2 separate regions of the Homo sapiens genome follow, and region 2 is linked to region 1. Evidence: chromatin contacts called from ENCODE Hi-C or POLR2A ChIA-PET data. All regions are on one chromosome and are shown on one strand. The core of a region is the stretch at or near the end of the contact, and the rest is flanking DNA. Distances in the headings are between cores, read along the strand shown. Region 1 holds the start of HOXB-AS2 (HOXB cluster antisense RNA 2). Region 2 holds the start of LINC03057 (long intergenic non-protein coding RNA 3057).

Evidence for each region. A loop is a pair of places that touch in the nucleus more often than their neighbours do. ChIA-PET counts read pairs that join two places held with the same protein, here RNA polymerase II (POLR2A). Pooled maps may share reads with other maps.
Region 2: a loop to region 1 is called in a pooled map, with 2.5 times the contacts of the local background. The contact joins the promoter of LINC03057 here to the promoter of HOXB-AS2 in region 1. A Hi-C loop is called at or near these places in 1 of 50 pooled maps. POLR2A ChIA-PET finds 5 or more read pairs at or near these places in 6 of 52 experiments (A549, CD4-positive, alpha-beta T cell, HEK293 and 3 more).

Annotation. Positions count from the first base shown.
Region 1 is chr17:48,553,913-48,558,704 of GRCh38, reverse strand. It overlaps HOXB-AS2 (HOXB cluster antisense RNA 2), which reads right to left and starts at 2,548. Exons shown (of 2, transcript NR_046610.1): 1 at 1,347-2,548. HOXB3 (homeobox B3) reads left to right here. Exons shown (of 5, transcript NM_001384749.1): 3 at 3,087-3,174.
Region 2 is chr17:48,643,825-48,648,391 of GRCh38, reverse strand. It overlaps LINC03057 (long intergenic non-protein coding RNA 3057), which reads left to right and starts at 1,540. Exons shown (of 2, transcript NR_186590.1): 1 at 1,540-1,787. It overlaps LINC02086 (long intergenic non-protein coding RNA 2086), which reads right to left. Exons shown (of 8, transcript NR_189645.1): 1 at 2,030-4,567. RefSeq lists enhancers at 747-956, 1,847-1,896, 1,335-2,003 and a silencer at 1,447-1,626.

The sequences.
Region 1 (4,792 bases), core at 1,299-3,798:
AGCCTTTATCCCCTGAAGTTTGAAAATCCCCTGGCTAGCAGCAACACCTCAGTCCAAACAGGGGCCCTTAGGGGTGCCTGTTCCACCCTCCGTCCTCCAGCCTCCCAGCCCTAATCAGAGGGCAGCCCGCCTGCTCGCCAGAGACCTCTGAGAATGGAAGAAAAAAGGCAAGACAGAAACTAAACTGGGATCTAATTGCCTCCCAAGTATTCCAAATGGGCTCTGTACTCCAGAATTAAGAAGCCCCCACTCCATCTCCTACCGCATTTGGGGGTATATGTCCTCTGAGATTTTCTCCAGGTTCATTTTCTTGCTTCTCGGTCCTCTTTTTCACTCCCACCCCACTATGCCCCACTGCCTTCTGTAGCCCGAGGGACCACAAAGAGTTGAGGAGGCTTGGGGAAGGGAGGGGTCTGCTGTTGTCTCTGGAACACTCCTCCACTCCCAGCTCAGCTCCAGGCCCGCTTCTCCTGCAGCCGGCCCGAGGCTGCCTGGGTGCCTTCTGGACTCTCGTGTTATTCCTAGAGGCAAAGCTGCGCAGTCCCAAAAGCGATCAGGTTCTCCTCTTCTCTCAGTTTTACAATGACCTTCTCTAACCCAATGATAGTAACAGCTAGGACAGCAGAGGTTTTGAGGTACATTCTTGGCTTTTTTTTTATTTGGGGGAGTGATAGAAAAAAAAACCCCAAAGGTACTGGTTTCTTTAAGCCTCTGGAAGCCTCCCTGGCCTGAGTCCCTGACCCACCAAGCTCAAAGTTACATGGGGTCTGACCCTGTAGGTCTCTAACCAGAGTGTAGAGATCTCAGGACAGACTTTTTGCAGCCACATGCTCAGGCACCCCTAACAGGTCTCTTTGGGGTTCCAGGCTGGCTTGAGCCCCAAGTCTAGGTCTGACTTGGATGTTTTATTTTCTTGATACTACTAATAAACACAGAAAAATACTAATAAACACAGAATAATAGCTAATAAACACAGAAAAATAGCTCCCACCCTCCATCCCCATGTCCCCCAACCCGTGCTTCCCCCCAGCTGTCAACTTTCTAGGTGGGAGGTGGGGTCCTCAGGACATTACATTCTGAGGCTCTGCAAGTGGCTTCTGTTGCTGGAGGGCAGGAAGGCCATAGGTACCCCCAGTTTATCAGGGCCCCTGGAAACCGGCTGCTCCAAATCACCTGGCCTGACTTAGCCTTGCCTGGAAGAAGTAGGGGCTGGAGGCCAGGGGCCACTCCCTATCTCATCCCAAAGTAGAGCCTGTGAGTGGGGAGAGAGAGGGAATGAGGGAAGCTTTGCCAGACACCTCCAACCTATGCTGGAGGGAACACAAAAGCTGGAAATCAACTCTCACCTTTGTTGTCCCCAGTCCCGTTCCCTCTTCTGGTGCATCCAGATGGGAGAAGGCAAAAGCCAAGTATTCTAACCAGGAAATCACAGGGTAGTGCCTTACATGAAGTTAAGAGGACCAGTTTTCCAAGCTGCCTTTAGAGAAAAGAGTCAGCTTTCTATTTCATCCCCTAGCTCCGAGTCAGCAGTTAGGCAGAGTTGCAAACACTCCTGCTTTGGGAAATGTCCTGGTGCTCTTTTTGTCTTTTCCTTCCTCCCGGAATGACTATTCCCCACCCCCTGTCCCAAATCTGCAGACACCTACATTTTTGGCTCCTGTCTTCCTCCTACAGGCCTCCTCCTTGCCTTTTCCTGCCCTGCTCAAACACACCCTAAGAAAACTTTAGCTTTTGTGGCCTTCCTCACTTGTGCCAAGAGTCATAAATCTTGCAGGGCAGAGAGAAACAAACAGGGTTGTTCTGAATAATAATAATAACCATCTTCCATCTCTTCTGCCAGTGCATTTAAAATTAAGCGACCCTGCTAGTTCTTCTCTTCTTAGAAGTACAAATGTCCTTATCACCTCTTAGCCCCTTCTGCCTATTCGGAGGTGAGAATCATAACAGAAACTTATCCATGAAGTTCTTTCAGCCCGTCTACTGCCAGCCAGTCTGGAGCTCAAACTAAAACACAGAGTCCTCCTTTTGTCACCCTTTTCTCAACCCTCCTCCCCCTGCAAGATGTTCAGAGTTTTTAAAATCATCACTCACCGCTTGTTGTCTGTTCTCAAAAAGAAAAAGGGGGAGGGGTGTTTTTTTTTTTTTTTTTTTTTTAAGTTCTGGTCTTTCCCTCTCCCTTGGTTAGAGACTGGGCCTGGAGACTGGAGGGAGATTTGGGAGGAATAGAGAGGGTGTAGTGGAGGGAAGAAGCCGGGGCTGGAGACTCAGAAGGAGGGAGCCAGAGTGTGAGGGTTGGAGACCCAGAACTACTTTCTAAAAAAGTCCTGGTGTTCCAATTGCGAATGAGTGCAGAGGGGCACCCGGCACCCTCACCCCCGGGCCAGGCCTGCCTTTGACTCAGCCTCCAAATACTACTTCTCATATTAGCATAATAGTTCACTAGTGGGGTATGGGGGGAGCTGTGAACTTCACCGCCCTTCCTTGCCTTTGCTCACCTCTTCCTCCCTGTCCCTCCAATCTAGATTTAAATTTTTACCTGTTCTTTAAGGAAAAAAAAAAAACCCTCCTTCTTTTCTTCTTACTCTTTTTTTGGGGAGGCGGGTATTTTAAAATTTCCCCCCTTCCCCATCACCACCATCACCTTCCCTCCTTATCAGGCATCTAAGCTTGCTAAAGGGGGAGAGGTGGGGGGGTGTGAGCTTGTGTGTGAGTGAGTGTGTGTGTGTGTCTGTGTGGTTTTTTTTCCCTGTGCAAAAGCAGAGGCCATTGTTACGGAGAGTAGGGCGTACCAGTCTTATAGGGCAACCACACTGTGGCGGCTTAGCCCTGCTGGAGCCCGGAGCTGGATTCTGGCGAGCTGAGCCGCCCGGCACCTTTCGGTCTTCTATTTTTTTTCCCGCTCCCCCACCCCCTCCCTCCTGCGCACCCCTGCTCCTAAGCCGAGTGAATTGAAGCGGACGCCGCGCGGCTCCTCTGGCCGGTCTGCCCCTCGGGCTCCCCAGCCGGGGTGGCTTTGCGGGGCGGGGGCGGGGGGGCGGGGGGCGACGCAGCTTTAAACAGTGGTCTTTTTTTCCTTTGCCTTCAAGGAGGGGAGATTTGTCGCCTGCCGCTCGCTCTGGGGCTCGATGTGAATATATATTATGTCTGCCTGTTCTCCCCTCGTCGGTGGCTAAGGTAAGCTGGACTGAAATAGGCTATCAGTTTGTGAATGGCGGAGAGTATGTCTCAATGATTTATGGCCCATATGACTCCAATCTCGGTTCAAGAAGAGTTCACAAGCTTTAAGCTTCCTTCCACGCAGCGACTCTCTCTCTCCCTCCCTCCCTCCCTCCCTCCCTCCCTCTCTCTCTCTCTCTCTCTCTCTCTCTCCCTCTCTCTCTCCCCTCTCTCTTCCTGCTTCTCTCCTCTTTTCTCCTCTCTCTCTTTTCTTTCAGCAGCCAGATCCAGGGCTGAATTTTCTCCGCGGCTGCTAAGAAAGTCTCAACCTTTCTCTGTCTTCCTTTCTTGTTATTTTTCTTTCTCCCATTAATTTTTTTAAGTCCTGGAAGATGGCCTATCCCCTCTCTCGGGGCTTCCCCAGCTATTGTTACTCTCCTGGCTCTCCCTGGGGTGTGCTTGGCAAGGTGGGGTTCTTGCGGGGGGCTCATCTCCCTTCTCCAGCGAGACCCTGGGGGGAAGCCGGCAGCCACCGTCTCCCTCCCTCCCTCCCGAGGAGCCATATGGAACCTGAATTTTTCCAACATGGAGGCAAGGGAAATAGATCTGTTTGGCTTGGTAGAGTTGTTCCCCACCCCCTCTTGTTCTGGATCCCAGATCTTGGGTCCCCTTAGCACCTTTCTCTCTTCCCACTGTCCCGTCCGCCAGGCCTCGGCGCCCTCCAACCCGGAGCCCTGCTGAGCAAAGTCCCGAAGCGGAGTTTCTAAGGCGCCTTTTAATTCGGTTACCTCCAGCTCCCAAAACTTGCTGCCGCCCGCGGGGCTCGGCCCTCGGCCGGCTGGTGTGCTGGGAACCTGCCTCCGATAACCGTTTTGGTGTCCTGATCGCTTGCTCTTCTTCGCCTCCTTGGGCCATCGTAGGTGGCTGGTAGCTTGTCGCCAGTCGCCGCGGCAGCAGCGACCGGCTGAGGCAGCCTGGCAGCAGCAGCCAGGGACTACCCGGGTGCACAAACCTTCCCAGCCCTGTCTGCACCACCGGCGGAGTCTCCATTCTTTCCTATCGCGTCTCTGGCTCCTTCGCTTTCCACACTCGCCTGGCCTCCGTCCCGCGATGGTTTGGGGTTTATTGCAAGGGGAGCGGCAGGAATTTCGGCCCCAGGCATCTAGTTAAATTATTGTTTTATTATTATTACTATCATCATCATCGTCATCATTATTATTGCTGTAACAATCAGACTAAATAAAGCCAGGGCCTAGCCAGCCAACCCCCTCCAACGTTTTTATTTCATTCTCTTCTCTATTAATAACAACCACAACTAATGCCTGTTAATTAATTCCCCCTTCAGCCAGGGCTGCTTGGAAGCTAATTTTGGTTAAATCAGCAGAGGCTAATGGTAATAATAATAAAGGGATTGGGTCAGCCTGGTCAATTGAACTCTGGTTCTCCCTGGAAGGACCTGCTGCTTTGCAGACCCATGTGTATTTCCAGAAACCAATCGGAACTCAGGGTTACACTGATTCCCTTTTGAGTATAAATCTGTGCCATGAAGAAGGGGATTTATGTGAGGGAGGGACTTTTCTTCACCTGCACTCCTTTTATTTTATTTTCCTATGTTTAGTTTTCTTTGGAGTTGAAC
Region 2 (4,567 bases), core at 291-2,790, 91 kb before region 1:
GGGAGAATCGCTTGAACTCAAGAGGCGGAGGTTGCAGTGAGCCGAGATTGCACCATTGCACTCCAGCCTGGGTGACAGATCAAGACTTCATCTCAAAAAAGAAGACACATCAATCCTAAATCTAAATGTGGTACACACCTAGGAAGACACATCAACCTTAAATGTACACACCTAATAACAGAGCTTCAAAAATATATGAAGCACCGAAAATGATAGAATTGAAAGGAGAAATGGACAAATCCACAATTATAGTAAGATATTTCAACAGTTCTCACTTGGTAAAATCACTTGTAAAATCACTCTGCCCATTTTACAGAGGAAAAACTGAGGCCTAAAAGGAGAAGGGGTGGGGGCTGAAGTCAGTGGCAGAGCCAGGCTTAGGACACAGAGCTCAGGCACACCTCTACATGCCCCCTGGACAACCACCTGCAGGAAGGGACTGGATTGTGAGGGGGTGTCCCCAGTCCCATGCAGGTTGAGGAGGAAGCAGGGTCTCAGGGCTGAGGTCAGGGAGGGGGGGCACTCCTTAGAGACCAGACAGCCAGGAATGCCACTGTTTGTCGTAGTTTCACTGATTTTAAGGAGGTTAAACCTCTATTTGGGTCTCAGAAATAAAGAGAAGAGCCTGCAATTCCAGGATAGCACGCTAACGAAGGGCCAAAACGCAAAGGCGTCCTGAGGGCTAAGATGGAAAGTGAAACTTTCAAGCTCCTTCTCTAACCTTGGCCAAGGTCGTTCCCTCTGGGTTCATAGAATAGGGAGGAACCCATGTAAGGCACAGGGAACAGAAGAAAGGAGGCAGGTAGAGGGACAACCTTCAGCCTGGTGCAGCCATCCCGGTCGAACAACCCCAGGCAGGAGCCGCTCGGTGGCCGAGGATGGCGGGAAGTCGCTGGGCTGCGGCTGGGGCGGGAGGTGGGCGGAGGAGGGTCCGGCGCTCTCTTTCTCCGGATTCGGAGCCCTAAGTGTGGATCAGTCGCCTCCCGCCCAGGGTGTGAGCGCCCCCTCCCCTTCTCAGCCTCCTTCGGCCTCGCCCCTCCCTCTCACATTTCCAACTCCCAAGGATAACTTGTCGCTCGCTTCAGACGCCCATGGCTTCTTTCAGCCCCTGGGACTCAGCTTTCTCCTCTACCTCTTTTGTCTATTTGTGCATTTGATGTTTCTCTGGGCGCGCCCTTGGATCTGCTTCTCTCTTGCCTTTTATATTCTCATATTCTCATATTCTCTCTCTCTCTCTCTCTCTCTCTCTCTCTCTCCCTCCCTCCCTCCCTCCCTCTCTCCCTCCCTCTCTCCCTCTCTGCCTCTCTCCCTCTCTCTCTCTTCTCTCTCTCTCTCTCTTCTCTCTCTCTTCTCTCTCTCTCTGCTCTCTCCGGCCATCTGGGCGCTGCTCCTCCGCGCCTCTGGCCTCCCCGCGGCGCGCCAGGCCCATCTCCTCACCAGCCGCTCTGGGATCCGACGGCGCCGTGGGTGGGGGCAGGTGAGACGGCCGAGCCCCGCCCGGGCGGAGGCAGGAAGCGCTCTCGCCTATCCCCCTCCCGGACCCTGTCCTCGCCCGCCACTCACCGGCGCCAGGGGAACGCAGGAGCGTGAGCCCCTTCGCGCCCCCAGCGCCGTCGGCGTCGCTGCCCCAGACACAGACACTGCCTCGAGAGGCCTCACAGAGGCGGGGGCAGAAGGCGGCGACCCAGAGCCGCCACATCCCCCGCCTTGGGCGCCGTCACAGTCCCCAGACGCCCTGGACTCCTGCAGTCTACGAAGACGCGCGGGGGACGGCGTGGTTCCGAGAGGTAGGTGAGGAGGCGGGCGCAGCCCTTCCTCTCGCAGCTGGGGACTGCGGCGTGAAAGGCCCCTCTCCAAGCTGGGCAGCCCCGTGGCCCGAGCTTTCAGGACCAACCGCCCGTGGCAGGCGTGGGCTTCCCGGGGCCACCGGCTTAACCTTGATCTCCAGACCGAGGCAGCTTCCCGGGTAGGGCCTCGGGGCGCACCCGAAAACGCCTTGGCCTCCCTGTCCGCTGGCACCCGACCCTACCTCTCCAACAGGTGTGTGTGTGGGGAAAGGGGGTCGCCTCCCCTCGTTCTACCGGAAACCCTGGCTCCCCAGAGCCGAGTGCTCAGTGCCCCGCCCAGCCTGAGGCCCTGCGTCCTGGGCCTCCTGCTCACAACCCCGGATTCCAGGCGGATGCCGTGAGAGAGGCAAGGGCCAGACGCCCTGAGCAGCCTTGGGGGTGAGGAATCGCTTGGGATGGAAGAAGGGCCACTTTTCCTAACGGAAATTAGGAATTGGCCTGGAACTCTTGGTCTAGACAGAAGCCCCCAGCTCCCCAAGGTGCAGAATCAGCTCTCCCGCGCGCTGTCTCTCTAGCTGCCTCCTGGCGTGGAGGGGGCAGAATACTTGGGGGAGTCTCTTGCTTTGGCTTTTGGGGGCCTCATAGGTTTTCTTCCCCTCTGGACTGTGAGCAGCCTCCTGCCTGAGAGAGCGTGTATCTGAATCTAAGGAATGCCAGGAGACGCCATCTTATTTGAAACCCACACTCACAAAAACGGGGCATGTGCATTTTTGTGGAGGGACCTGTTGTTTATGGGAGTGGGCAGAGGGCATCCAAAGGATTTCAAACTGTATGGACTGACTCATGGGTCAATACAAAAATTATTCGCCTTTGAAAAGGCATGTAAAGAAAAGCAAGCATAAAGGGGTGTGCATCGTGCATCGTGGGTATTGTGGAGTCTGAGAGGAATTAGTAACTCGCCGGAGTCGGCTAGGAATCTTATATGACAGCAACTGTGCCTCTCGGAGTAGTCAAGCACCGTTTAAAGATTGAGGATTTATACAGACATGCGAAAGAGATGTGAAATTATGTGCTCCCAACTGTGCTCAATAATAAAGGCAGTAGAAGGGAAATTCATATTTTCATCTATATGCCTCCCCCCTCGCAAAGTAGAACATTGCATGGTATATTTCACATAGTCCACATACCAGAGGCGGAATGTGCAACTGACTGCCCAGGACTGTGCTTTCCAGTACAAATGGAAGCACAAAGATGCCTAATGGAGAAGAGTTAAGTGAAAGTTCTCTTTTCTCAGTGCACTTCCCTAACCCTTTGAGGAAGCAAGTCTGGGGGGCCTTTCCTGATAGGATCTTCCCTCCAAATCCCTTTTGGAGCTGGAGCTCCTCTCTTTCCCTAAAGTCTGGCGCACTTGGCTCCAAGTCCCCATTTCTCCAGTCCAGAAGGGATGAAGCCTCCTCCACCCCAAACATATAGCCTTTGGCTCGCTGGGAGGAGAATTGCTCACCTTCTGCGGTGGTTTAGAACACCACCCTACACAGGGATACACATACACAGTGCCCCAGAGGAAATGCAAAGAAAGGTTTTGCTAGTCCAAGCAAGGTGTTGTGGGAGACCTCAGAGACCCTTAGAAAGAGCCTCACTCCCCACACTGCAACTTGAAAGACCCAGGACATCCCTCCCACCCCCAGGACAGACAGGGTTCTCACCAGCTGGGAACGCACAGAGCCCGTGACAACAGGAGGATCTGTTGGGCTGGGAACTTCACATCCCACCCACCCTGCCTCCAACTTCTTTTTTTTTCTGGCCAGATTAAAAGTCAAGCTTAAAGTGCTGTTGGGTTAGAGAGTTTCATTGTTTTAGTCTATTGGTTTCTCTCCCTCATTTTCTTCTCCCTCATCTCCCTTTTACTCCCAGGTTTTGCCCATTTTTTTTCTCTCTCTCCACACAGAAAATCTGTGAATTTTCTGGGCTTGAACGGAAGGAATGAGGAGGGAAAGGAGGGAATATTTGACCTATCCAGGCAGCACTCAGAGCTGTAATTGACACCAAGTCATCCTAGTAGACCTTGTCCTCACAGGCTTAGAGGATATTTGATTCCAGAATCCCCCACCAGCACCCCAAGATCCAGTGGTACCTCCTTCCTCCTTGGGGCTTCTATAGTTTTCAAAAATGGGAGAAATCAAAAATGCCATCATTATTCCAGTGACCGGGTGTGGAGGGAGTCTGCAGTTTGGCCAGAGGCCTGGTCTCAGAGAAAGGAGTCCTGAGGGCTGGGGGGTTGGGGCAAGGCCTAGGGCCAACTTGGTTCTGACCTTGCCTGCCAGTAGAGAATCTTGGGCTCTTCACCAAGTAAAGGCAAGATCAAGGGACTGGAGGTCTGAGTCCCTCTCTTGCCTAACTGCCCCAAGGGCCCCAGAAACTACTCTGGGCCAAAAATCAGTAATAGTTGAAAGAAAGAAACAAATACTGAAAACACCCAGATTTATAATCTGCTTAGACACCCAAACTCATCCTTAAAGCAGTAAATAAAATTTATCTCCTTGACTGCCTTGCAACTTTCTACTCAGTTTGGCAATGTGTAGATGGGGTCAGCTTGAGTTTCAGAGCTTGGGGGTCCAGCACTAAATGTCTAGAGAGCTAGATCTGGGGCCTCTCACCCCCTTTCCTCATATACCTCCTCTTGCTTCCTTCCCCTCCCAGGGCTTCTCAGAAAGTGACAGCTGACTTCCTTTTAGAACTGTGAAATCCCACAATTTCAGAGGATTTCAAATTCCTTGAAC